3 separate regions of the Homo sapiens genome follow, and regions 2 and 3 are each linked to region 1. The links are chromatin contacts, found by Hi-C or POLR2A ChIA-PET in ENCODE. All regions are on one chromosome and are shown on one strand. The core of a region is the stretch at or near the end of the contact, and the rest is flanking DNA. Distances in the headings are between cores, read along the strand shown.

Region 1 (3,697 bases), core at 383-2,882:
CATCTCCCCTGCTGGAAACCTAATCAGAGATCTTTATTTTATTCAGTAGTATCCCAAGAGCGTAGAAGAGTGCCTGGCACATACTATACACTCAATAAATATATTTGTTGAACAGATGAATGAAAAAATGAGGCAGACTTAGCTGGCTGATGGATTGATTAGGGGAGGAGGAATGGAGAAAGAGGATGATGACCTTTCAGTTTTGGCCCAAATAACTGAATGACCTGTGGTGCAATTTCTTGATGGGGAAGCCTGGAAGAGACAGGCTTTAGGAGTAAGAACAAGAGCTCCATTTTGTACGTATGAGAGAGATTTATTAAAGATCTCAGAGAAGATGTCCCATAAGCAGTTGAATTCATGAGCCTGGAGCTCGGGGCAGAAGTTGGGGGCCAGCAAGAGAAGTTTGGGAATCTTCATTGGTTATAGATGGTATTTAAAGTCAGGAGGTGATAGGTGATAAGTCTAGATTAAGGAGAGTGTCAAAGATTTAGCCCTGAGGCACTTCAACATTTAGACTTCAGGAGAAGCCCATTAGATGCAAAGGAAACCTATAGAGAGTAGTGTCCCTGAAGAAAACAAAGGAGGGAGGGAGCGACCAAGTCTATCAAACATTGATGGGAGAGTGAGTAGGATGGCCCCAGATCTGTTGACTTTGGCAAGTGTGAATTCAGACAATGGTGGCAACAAAAGCATGATTGTAGTGGTTTGAGAGCTGACAGAACTACAGGAGCACCTTGCTCAAGCTCCCATATTAAGTGGTAGAGTTAGAAGTGAACCAAAGTCTTGATTGTGGTGATAGTTTACTGGGTTTATGCAGGTCAAAACTTATTTAAGTGATACTTTGCAGTTTATTTTGGGTGCCATTTTATTTTGTGTACAGTTTATTGTATGTCAATTATATCTCAGTAAAGCTGTTACCAAAAAAAATAAATGAACCGAAGCTCCACTGCACCGTGACTTCTGCATGTTGGGCTCCAGTTCCCTGTTTACAATTGTACACTTCGGGATTTTGTGACACATTTCAACACTGGACCGATCAGACCTCTCCCTTAGCCATTGGTCTGCACTGTCTTTTCTGCCCATGACCCAGTCAGTCTCGCGCCCCATGACCCTCTCCTAAAACACGCGCAGTCTCCTCTCTCTTCCCCTTCCTCTCGTGTCTTCCTTGCCTACCAGCCTCACCTGATGGGCTCGTGTTCTCTCCGTCCCCGATCCACTCGGGCTCCGGCAGCTGCTGCTTGGGCGCCTTCGGCATCGCGGTGGCAGAACTAGAAACGAGTTACAGATAGAAACTAGAATATGCTTTTTAAAAAAACAAAAAACAAAACAAACAAAAAAACAGTATGCCTCAACTCCTTCATACTAGTAGGAAATTATTATGTTCATTCCTTGAGTCTCGCGGCGTCGGGAGGTCACGGCGTCAGGCTTCCCAGACAGTCGTAAACGCCATGTGTTTACGCGACTGGAGCAAGCGGACGCCGGCCCCGCTCCGTCATTGCAGGCCACGCCTCCACTGAACCAGGGCCACGCCCCCGAGATGACGGCGAAGCTCGCACGTGCGCAGCCCGGGGGCGGGGTTGGCCGCGCCAGCTTGGAGAGCCAGCCCCATCGGGGTTCCCCGCCGCCGGAAGCGGAAATAGCACCGGGCGCCGCCACAGTAGCTGTAACTGCCACCGCGATGCCGAAGGCGCCCAAGCAGCAGCCGCCGGAGCCCGAGTGGATCGGGGACGGAGAGAGCACGAGCCCATCAGGTGAGGCTGGTAGGCAAGGAAGAAACGAGCAGAGGGGGAAGAGAGAGGAGACTGCGCGTGTTTTAAGAGAGGGTCATGGGGCACGAGACTGACCGGGCCCCTGCGGGAGTTACTGCGCATGCGTGCCGTGGGCCCGGGAGGAGTTTGCCGGGGAGGAGTGGGTTTGGAATCGGGGTTAAAGGAAAGAGATCCAGATGTCGCACGTGACCTAAGTGAGACTGGGCGAGATAAAAGAAAGAGCATATGGCACCGAGGGAGAGATGGGGAGAAATGGGAAAACCTTGCTTAAAAAATTTGGACATCCGCCCCACCATACACTGTATTCCACCAGGAATATATGAGCCCTGCCTCGACCTCCCCTTCCCCCTGCGCGCGCATACACACACCTTGGGAGCCTGTGATCCCCCTTGTTTCTCAAGAGAGGGTGACTCCTTCATGGTTTCTTTCTTAAGACACCCCTCTCACTCAACTGGAGCAAGAGTGTAGATTTTTGATGTTGGAATGAGGGTTAAGGTTTACTTAAAAAGCAGCGAAAGTTTGTTAAGCGCTTGTTTTTAATTAAGCACTCTATATACTGTGCTTTGAGAGGGGAAGGAAAAAAACATGAAGATATCCTCCCAGGGTTGAAGTCAGTTTTAAGGGGGACATAAATGGACACAACTAACCCCAGTAGGTACACAGTAACTAATTTTAAAAGCACTTATTGGATGCCTACTGTATACCAGGTACTGTGTGGAGGAAGTGGGAATGTAGAGATAAAAGATAAGACTTTCCCTCAAGGGACAACCCAGTATGGTGAAGGGTCAGAGCATTAACCAGACAGACAGTGGTTGTCAGAGTATGATGAAGGTGCTTAAGAATGTTATGGGACTGTAGAAGAGAGGAGGAGCATCTACTCAGACAGGTAAGGGAGTGTCAGCAAAGCCTCCCAAGAATATGTAATAGCTGAGTATTTTTTTTTGAGGCACATTGTAGCTCCATCACCCAGGCTGGAGTGCAGTGGCATGAACATGGCTCACTGCAGCCTCCACCTCCTGGGTTTAAAGGATCTTCCTGCCTCAGTCTCCCAAGTAGTTGAGACTACTGGCATGCACCACCACACCTTATTTTTAAAATTTTTTGTAGACACAAGATCTGGCTATGTTGCCTAGGCTGGTCTCAAACTCCTGGGCTCAAGTAATTCTCCTGCCTCAGCCTCCAAAAGTGCTGGGATTACAGGCGTGAGCCACTACATCTGCTCCCCAGAGTTTATTCTTGAAAGATCATCGTGAATTAGCAAGGGGAAGCGCATTCCAAGCCAAGGAAGTTTGTGGAAGGTAGAGATGTAGGCAAGCCTGACTGGTCCCACTAGAGCCTGGTGACTAGTGTGATGAAGTCAGAAAGATGCTCAGGAGACAGATAATGAAAGGCTTTAGATGCCATTCCGAGGAGTTTAATCCTAAAGACATTAAGAAGGAAGGCCCATTGAAGTGCATAAGGAATGATTATGAACAGTTCACCTGTAGCACTGAGCAATGGAGAATGAATGGCCTTGAACTGGTCAAGATGGAGGCGGGGAGACCATTTAGGGGGCTCTGGCCATGATCTAGGTGAGAAGTGGTAAGGGGATAAGCCAAGGCCTGAAGAATAAAGAGTTACTAAGGAGGCGGCATTGATCGGAACTGAGAACTGATTAAATGAAGGGAGAAGTAAGGTTGACACTTAAGTAACCCAGTGACTAGTAGACTATTAACTGAAAGCAGTAATGGACAGGAGAGTAAGAAGTGGAAAGAGATAAGGTGAACTTCTGAATGCTGAGTTAGGCGTTTCTGAGGATTTCTAAAAGGAAATGGCAAGAAGAGAGTTTGTTTAGTCACTGTGGAGAGACAACTATACTAGGAGTAAAGACACAGGCAAGTAGAGTTGAAGTGCTGGATATGGAAGAGTCCCCTAGAGAGTGTTTGCAG
Region 2 (3,697 bases), core at 877-3,376, 1.6 Mb after region 1:
GAGGCGAGGGAGGGGGAGCGCTTCAGATGTTTCCCACTCGGTCTCTCTCTGCTCTCGGACCACCTCTCTCCTCCTCTTACCCCGGCATTCAAGCCCCCAGTTTGGGTTCCTTTGGAGTTGTCATGGAAACACGGAGGCTAGACCAGGCGAGGCGGGTGGGACTAAGGAAAGGAAGGAAGGAGAACTCTCTGGAGTCTCCCCCACCAAGACTCAGTGATTGTATTGTGGGAGGAAGTGAACAGGTTCTCAGTGGAGTTAATAACCCAGGTGCCTCCAGAGGCAGGTCGTCTCCCCCTCTTAGCTCCCTGCAAGGTGCCAGGGTCTTCTCCCAAATCCTTGGCCCCAGTTTCCTCCTCTTTAGAAGAGATAAATACTTGTGTGTGAGAGAGAATTGTGCAGAGTTCAGAACTGCGATGGTCTGAAAAGTTCCCAGGGTTTGGTGAACCTACCAACCTAGCAGTAAAGAGGGAGGCCCAGGTCTGTAAATCAGGGGGAGCTGGGCCTTGGAGGGAAAAGGGAGAGAGAGTTTGGGCGGTGTGCATACATACCTTCTTCGTCCAGGACTAAGGAGCTGAAGCTCTTTTGGAGGGGGTAGGGGGTATGACTTAACTGCTCATTTCTGGCAGCTCTGTTGGTAATGTGTGCTTGTTCCCCCACTTTCCCTTTGCTTTTGAGGCTGCTTAGAGTCTCTGGGCTGGTCAATGTTCAGATCCATTCCCTAAACCCCCCTACTCCCACCCACCACCTCCCACCAAGACGCATCTCCAGCTCCTGAGTCGACCTGCAGTACAGCGTTATTAGTCTTTTTATTTGCTTATTGCATCTTGGGAGCGCGTGGGTGGGTGAAGGGAGCGAGGATAGGAAGTCTATGGAGATTTACACCAGTTTTTTTTTTTTTTTAAACAAAAACACAGCCAGATAATTATTATTCTTCCCTTACGTCCCCCCAGCCCCCACCTGGGGCAGTCGCTCTCCCGGCTGCGTCCCTTTTCGTCCATGTCCTAGCAGAGACTACAGAGCAGTACAGAGGCTCTCGCTGAAACCAGTCCCAGGCTCCACAGAGTCAGATCACGGCTTCACACCAGTCGTTCTGGTCACTTAGGCGTTCGCGTGAGCGCTCAACCCCTTACCGCCACCTCATCGTCACTCTACACCATTCTGAGCGCAAAAATGTTTTGATTGAGACAAATTTAGACCAAGCAATGACCTTGTAAACAGAGAGAGGGGCTCAGACATGCTGAGAAATCCTTATCTCTAGAGAAACGTCTTTAAATGCTAAGTAAAAGCCCTAGCAAGTAAAAGCCCTGAGGCACTAGGGTGTCGGTTAGGGGTCACAGGCGGAGAGGTGGGGCGCCTGGGGGTTTCGGTAGGGAGCCACCCACAGATAACTCAGACAGCCAGATTCTGGGGGTCGTTCAGGTTGAAAGACTGGTCGAAATTACGCGGGCATGAGTCAGCGCATCCCTACGCGCCCTCCGCCCCTTGAGGGTGGGTCGCTTATAGGGAGGGGAGTAGAGTAGGGCAGGAGAAACTGGGCCAGGCTGCACTTAGCTCAAGGGGCCTCGAGGACTCTCTGCGTCTCTGGAGACAAGGGCACTACACGCACTTCAGAATGAAGAGTTGTAAGTCGCTGACCTGGGGCGGACTGGAGGGTGGGGTGGGGTGGGTGTTGAGGGGCACGCCCGGGCTGGCATCAGCCCTCCAGGCCACCCTGCCACTCACCCAGCACACGGCAAAATGCAGAGGACTACCTTTCCCTGGTCCGCCCCCTGGCCGCCCCTTGGGGAATGCAAACTTCGTGTTCTGCTGCGGAGCCAGACGCCTGTATTGGGAAGTGGGGAGAATCAAGGCGGGGAAATCGGACTTTTGGGTCGCTGGGGGCAACGAAGCCTGGAGAGGCCTTCTTTCCATTCCCAGAATATGTTTGCTGCTTTTTCCTCTCCCCACTGGCCTAAATGGATCGCTCCGCCTGTTTCCTCCCCAGCACCTAGGGCGCAATGGAATATTCCATTGCCCCTCCTGTCCTGGGTCTGTGTTGCGGGGAACGCTCGCGCGGTTGCCAGAGAAAGCCCCGGACGTGACGGATTTGCGCGACCCCAAGCAGCCCGCCCTTCCCCCTCCCATCCGTCATTCCCCTGCGCTCTCTTTCCTCACCCTTCCCCCCGCCACCGTGGGTTCCAGACTTGGGATAAGTAAACAGCGGGTGGAGCGAGGCCTACGGACCCAGGCCAGGTGGGAGTCTGCACTCTTCAAGGGGCCTGGGCTGCTGCTCACGGGTATTAAAGAACTCCGCGTTGTTCATGGCTGAGGCGATGCATTAGGAAGATCCTGGACCTAGAGAACAAGTCCCCCGAACGCTGAGTTGGAGGCGGGACTTCGGGTGCGCGTTGGTGCGTCAACGTGGTGGGGGGGTGTGTTTGTAGGGAGAGGGCTGGAGTAAGTTAAAAGTAGGCTATTTTGTGACACGGACCTGGTGTGGGAGCGAGAGGAGGTGGCTTGATTGCCGGGCGTCTGTTCCGAGGGAGGAGGGTGTTGCCATCTCCCTCACATGCCCTTATCACCCCTTTCTCAGGCGGGAGCATGCTGGGGCTCTGCGGGCAGCGGCTCCCCGCGGCGTGGGTCCTGCTTCTGTTGCCTTTCCTGCCGCTGCTGCTGCTTGCAGCCCCCGCGCCCCACCGCGCGTCCTACAAGCCGGTCATCGTGGTGCATGGGCTCTTCGACAGCTCGTACAGCTTCCGCCACCTGCTGGAATACATCAATGAGGTCTGGCAGGGGACACCTGGGTGCAGGGCGTTAGAGGCGTCTACTGTGGCAGGGGAGGGAGAGCGGGGAACTGAAAGCCACCCCTCTGGGCCTGCCCAGTTCCTCAGGGAGCTGGTGCTGGCGTGGGGGAGAGTTGGGGGACGGGATCCCTGGTTCTAGCAGGGTACAATAGACCTGTGGACGCGGGCCAGGGGGTGGCGTGTGGGAGCTTCTTAGCCTATCCCCGGTGGCTGCATTGCCCCCTTCCCACAGACACACCCCGGGACTGTGGTGACAGTGCTCGATCTCTTCGATGGGAGAGAGAGCTTGCGACCCCTGTGGGAACAGGTGCAAGGGTTCCGAGAGGCTGTGGTCCCCATCATGGCAAAGGCCCCTCAAGGGGTGCATCTCATCTGCTACTCGCAGGGTAGGCGACTCCCCTGCCCCTAACTCCTAAGCCCTATCTGAGGCTTGATCCTTATCTGAGGGACACTTCCTAGCGTCCCTTTTTCTGAACCACATTGCTCCAGGCACAACCCTGGTACCTGAGCCCTTCCTTTCTGACTTCCCTCAGCACCTGGGTCTCATCTCTGTCTTGAATGGGAGGGAGGCTCCCTACACTGCTGCCCTTTTGCTTCCTGTTACCCATGGTTCTTGGACATAAGGGCTAATGGGGCAGGTAAAAACATCCTAGAACTAGAGGCAGGAGGCCCAGCATCTAATTCGGGCTCAGTCACTTATATGATGTGTGACCTTTTGGCACAGGGTGTGCCTGCCTTCTGTAAGCCTCAGTCTCCTTTGTGTACAGTGTGTGTCTGTGTGTGTCTCTGTGTGTGTGTGTGTGTGTGTGTGTGTGTGTGTGGTGGGGGTGGGGGGTGCTGCTGGCTTTGCTGTCCTTAAGTGCCTGCCCAATGTGGTGTTCTGCTTACAGGGGGCCTTGTGTGCCGGGCTCTGC
Region 3 (3,697 bases), core at 457-2,956, 1.1 Mb after region 1:
CATTATGGGTTCTGATTTCTACCCTTTAAGAACACAGCATAGACCTGACCAATGTCTATCAGTAAGACACACTTGCTTAGGGTTCCTGTGCTGTTTCCCTTCCCAAAGGCCAGAGCCATGCCTGTCCCTTTGGGTTGGGGTCCACCCATGATGATGACACACAGATTCTTCCTTCCTCTGTATTTCCCTCTGCATTAAGTTCTATCCATGTGGAGGACAGAACAAAATCAGCCTCACTCACAAAACATCAGAAAACGTTCTACTGGAATACGAACAAAGGGATCAATAAAAATAAAATCTGAGGCCAGGTGCGGTGGCTCATGCCTGTAATACCAGCACTTTGGGAGGCCGAGGAGGGCACATCACCTGAGGTAAGGAGTTCGAGACCAGCCTGACCAACATGGTGAAACCCCGTCTCTACTAAAAATACAAAAATCAGCTGGGTATAGTGGCACACGCCTATAATCCCAGCTACTCAGGAGGCTGAGATAGGAAAATCGCTTGAACCCAAGAGGTGGAAGTTTCAGTGAGTCGAGATCGCGCCACTGCACTCCAGCCTGGAAGACAGGGCGTGACTCCATCTCAAAAAAAAGAAAAAAAAAGAAAATCTGGTGACCAGAAAATCAAGCTCATCTCTCAGGCTAAGGGGCCTAAACGAGGAAAAGCTAAAGGTGTCTTCCAGAACTAGTGAGGTGTCTCACCTGGGCCCCCACAATAAAGGTACGAGTTTGAGAGTCCAAGGTCTTCACCAACACCTCCAAGCTGTCAGGCTCCTCCACAGCGGTACTGGTACTATCATTAGGCTCCATGGCCGACAGGTCTCTAAAGAAGAACGAAGGAAGGAAGGCCCGCTGTTGCCCAGACCAGAGTGTACCCGAAAGACTCCCTAGCATTAATCCCTGCCCCAATACCTAAAAAGTTTCTCCTGCACACACACACATTCACACCTGTCCCCATCCCCCTTCTGATTCCGGGGCACAGGGAGAGAAACACAAAGGGCAGGAGATCGACGGCTTAGGGAGCTGGAGGACGAGAGGTGGGAGGGGCTCCACGACGCCAATCACAATAAGCAGGGAGCCAGTCAGATTAGGAAGGAAGCACGAGACCAGAGACTAGTGTCATCACCGGTCACGGCAGGACAAGCGCCCCAGAGGTCGGAAAATCCTGGGACAACGCGAAAGCGGTGGTCGCCCCACACTCTGCGGAGAAAGTGGTTTCGCGCACGCGCGCCACGCCCATCGAACCCTCCTAACTCACTATAGACCCGAAACGGCACTCACGGGGCGACAGACCTGCTAGCTGACTGCCCGCGTCTACTGCCTTCCCACGGTGTTCCAGCAGAACGGCACAACTAACCCACAGCCAAACACACACACACACACACACACACACACACACACACACACCCACCACCCCGCGGCTCCGCCCCCGACTTCCCCACGGACCGTCACTTCCGGTCTCCCCCAAACCTGCCACCGACGGCCACTTCCGTTTCCCCGATAGTATTTGGGGATCTCGAAGCGATACTTCCGGCTCCCCCCAGGTCCCCAAGCTTTACTTTTGTGGGGCACGACGAGAAAGTCCGCAGCCCCAAACAGTGAGTTTCTGAGGGCGAGTCGGGCCGGGGCCGGCCTAGGTGGGAGGGAGCCGAGCACCCCGAGGAGCCGCCACCGCTGTCGCCCGGGGGACCGTACTACGCCTGCGTGCGTCGCACTACGGATGCGTGGACACTTAAGCATCGCCCCACCCCCTCCCCCCTCTGGCGGCGTTCACGTCTGTGCGCGCGCTTGAGCGCTAGAAGATTGAGGTGGCTACCGTAAATGCCTGAAAAACAGTCACCAGCTGGGACTCTACCACTGCCTCGAGAGGGGCTATGGACGGTCGTATGGACCTTGGACTTTGGAGATGGGGGATTATGCCACATTCATCTATGTTTAAATCTTGGCAGGCTGATAATTTCAGGCGGCACTGTCCTAGCCAGCTAAAACTCTTCTCCACCCTATTGCCCTCGCTGCGCCCTTTCTTCTGTGCCTCCGGAAGTTACTCTTTCAGTAGGCGTTTGGGGGCGGCACTGGTCAATTTTGTTCTCGGTTGCTTGGTTGGGCTAGATTTCGGTTCTGCCGGGTGGGCGTTTTAAGGGCTGTGGGCGTCACATTCGTCGGTGTGTGGCCAAGGGGACATGACACGTTTTAGGAAAAGTAAACGTGCTACTAAGTTGCACGACTTGTCAAGAAAAGAGGCGCTTCCGAGTTTGAGAATTGGGAGCAAATGGAGTCCGAGTGGACAGAAAGACAAGACCCTGACCGTGGGGAATTTAAAGGCCGGCCAGCGTGCTTCCGAAGGCCGGGGGTGGAGGCATTACCGCCTCTCCGTGCCCTCTTCTCTTAACCTGCCCTGGGCCAAGGGCCTCGGCCCCGCGAAACTGCGAGTCCTCCAGAAAGACACATCGCTGTTGGGGTGTCCAACCTTTCTGGGATTCGTAGTTTATACCCAGGTCCTGGTTATATTTTAGTTAAGAGTTCTAATAAGCAGCTGTTTAATGAGCACTTGTGCCAGCCCATATACTACGGGTTTTGTGTATTATTTTAAAAAGCCTTTTAACGAGCTTTTAACATTTTTTAAGTGAGTACACTTAGACGAACATAAGTGTCAGAATTGACAAATCCAGGCCTACAGGACTCCAGATCGAGCACTTGTACTTTACTGCCCCAATAAAAAGCTGTTAACATTTTAGCTTATTTTTTTGAGAGAGGGTCTCGCTTTGTCGCCCAGGCTGGAGTGCAGTGGCGCAATCACAACTCACTGTAGCCTCTGCCTCCCGAGCCCAACCGATCTTCCCACCTCAGCCTCCCTAGTAGGGACCACAGATGCACACCACCACACCTGGCTAATTTTATTTTTATAGAGATGGGGTCTTGCTATGTTGCCCAGCCTGGTCTTGCAGACTTGGCCTCCCAAAGTGCTGGGATTATAGGTGTGAGCTACTGTGCCTAACCACATTTTAGCTTTTTATTACAAAAATTTTCGGCCGGGCGCAGTGACTCACACTTGGGAGGATGAGGCGGGTGGATCACGAGGTCAGGAGTTCAAGACCAGCCTGGCCAAAATGGTGAAACCCCATCTCTACTAAAAATACAAAAATTAGCCTGGCGTGGTGGCGGGCGCCTGTAATCCCAGCTACTTGGGAGGCTGAGGCAGAGAATTGCTTTGAACCCGGGAGGTGGAGATTGCAGTGAGCCAAGATCGCGCCACTGCACTCCAGCTTGGGCAACAGAACGAGACTCCCATCTCAAAAAAAAAAAAAAAAAAATTCAAACATTACACCAAAATAGAACAGTATTAATAAACTCTAATATACTGGTCACCCAAATTTTGTTTGTTTTTTAACTAAATCGCAAGCCTCAGCCCTCGGCAAATTTTTTGTGGCAGTCCATGGGATATAAATTTATCAAGCTAGGTGTGGTGGCTCATGCCTGTAATCCCAACACTTTAGGAGGCTAAGGTGGGCCGACTGCTTGAGCTCAGGAGTTTAATACCAGCCTGGGGCAACATGGTGAAACTCCGTGTCTACAAAAAATTAGCTAGGCGTGATGGCGTGCACCTATACCTCCTACTCGGGAATCATCTGAGCCGGGGAAGTCAAAGTCATGCCTGGGCGACAGAGTGAGACCCTGTCTTAAAAATAAATAAGTAAATA

The links. A loop is a pair of places that touch in the nucleus more often than their neighbours do. ChIA-PET counts read pairs that join two places held with the same protein, here RNA polymerase II (POLR2A). Pooled maps may share reads with other maps.
Region 2: POLR2A ChIA-PET joins it to region 1 with 15 read pairs in H1. The contact joins the promoter of PPT2 here to the promoter of ABCF1 in region 1. POLR2A ChIA-PET finds 5 or more read pairs at or near these places in 2 of 52 experiments (H1 and activated naive CD4-positive, alpha-beta T cell).
Region 3: a loop to region 1 is called in a map with no recorded cell type, with 9 times the contacts of the local background. The contact joins the promoter of BAG6 here to the promoter of ABCF1 in region 1. A Hi-C loop is called at or near these places in 1 of 168 maps with a recorded cell type or tissue (CD4-positive, alpha-beta T cell), 1 of 37 single-sample maps with no recorded cell type and 6 of 50 pooled maps. POLR2A ChIA-PET finds 5 or more read pairs at or near these places in 1 of 52 experiments (naive thymus-derived CD4-positive, alpha-beta T cell).

What each region holds. Positions count from the first base shown.
Region 1 is chr6:30,569,810-30,573,506 of GRCh38, forward strand. ABCF1 (ATP binding cassette subfamily F member 1) reads left to right here and starts at 1,633. Exons shown (of 25, transcript NM_001025091.2): 1 at 1,633-1,751. The coding sequence starts at 1,679. RefSeq lists an enhancer at 1,253-1,814.
Region 2 is chr6:32,152,015-32,155,711 of GRCh38, forward strand. It overlaps PPT2 (palmitoyl-protein thioesterase 2), which reads left to right and starts at 2,127. Exons shown (of 9, transcript NM_005155.7): 1 at 2,127-2,390; 2 at 2,573-2,763; 3 at 3,016-3,169; 4 at 3,674-3,697. The coding sequence starts at 2,581. PPT2-EGFL8 (PPT2-EGFL8 readthrough (NMD candidate)) reads left to right here and starts at 1,985. Exons shown (of 16, transcript NR_037861.1): 1 at 1,985-2,390; 2 at 2,573-2,763; 3 at 3,016-3,169; 4 at 3,674-3,697. It overlaps LOC100507547 (a long non-coding RNA gene), which reads right to left and starts at 2,351. Exons shown (of 3, transcript NR_037172.1): 1 at 2,275-2,351; 2 at 1,723-1,822; 3 at 788-1,158. It also overlaps a transcript of PRRT1 not described here.
Region 3 is chr6:31,650,955-31,654,651 of GRCh38, forward strand. BAG6 (BAG cochaperone 6) reads right to left here and starts at 1,707. Exons shown (of 26, transcript NM_001387994.1): 1 at 1,470-1,707; 2 at 702-822. The coding sequence starts at 809. It also overlaps a transcript of APOM not described here. RefSeq lists enhancers at 576-1,155, 1,156-1,735, 1,736-2,315.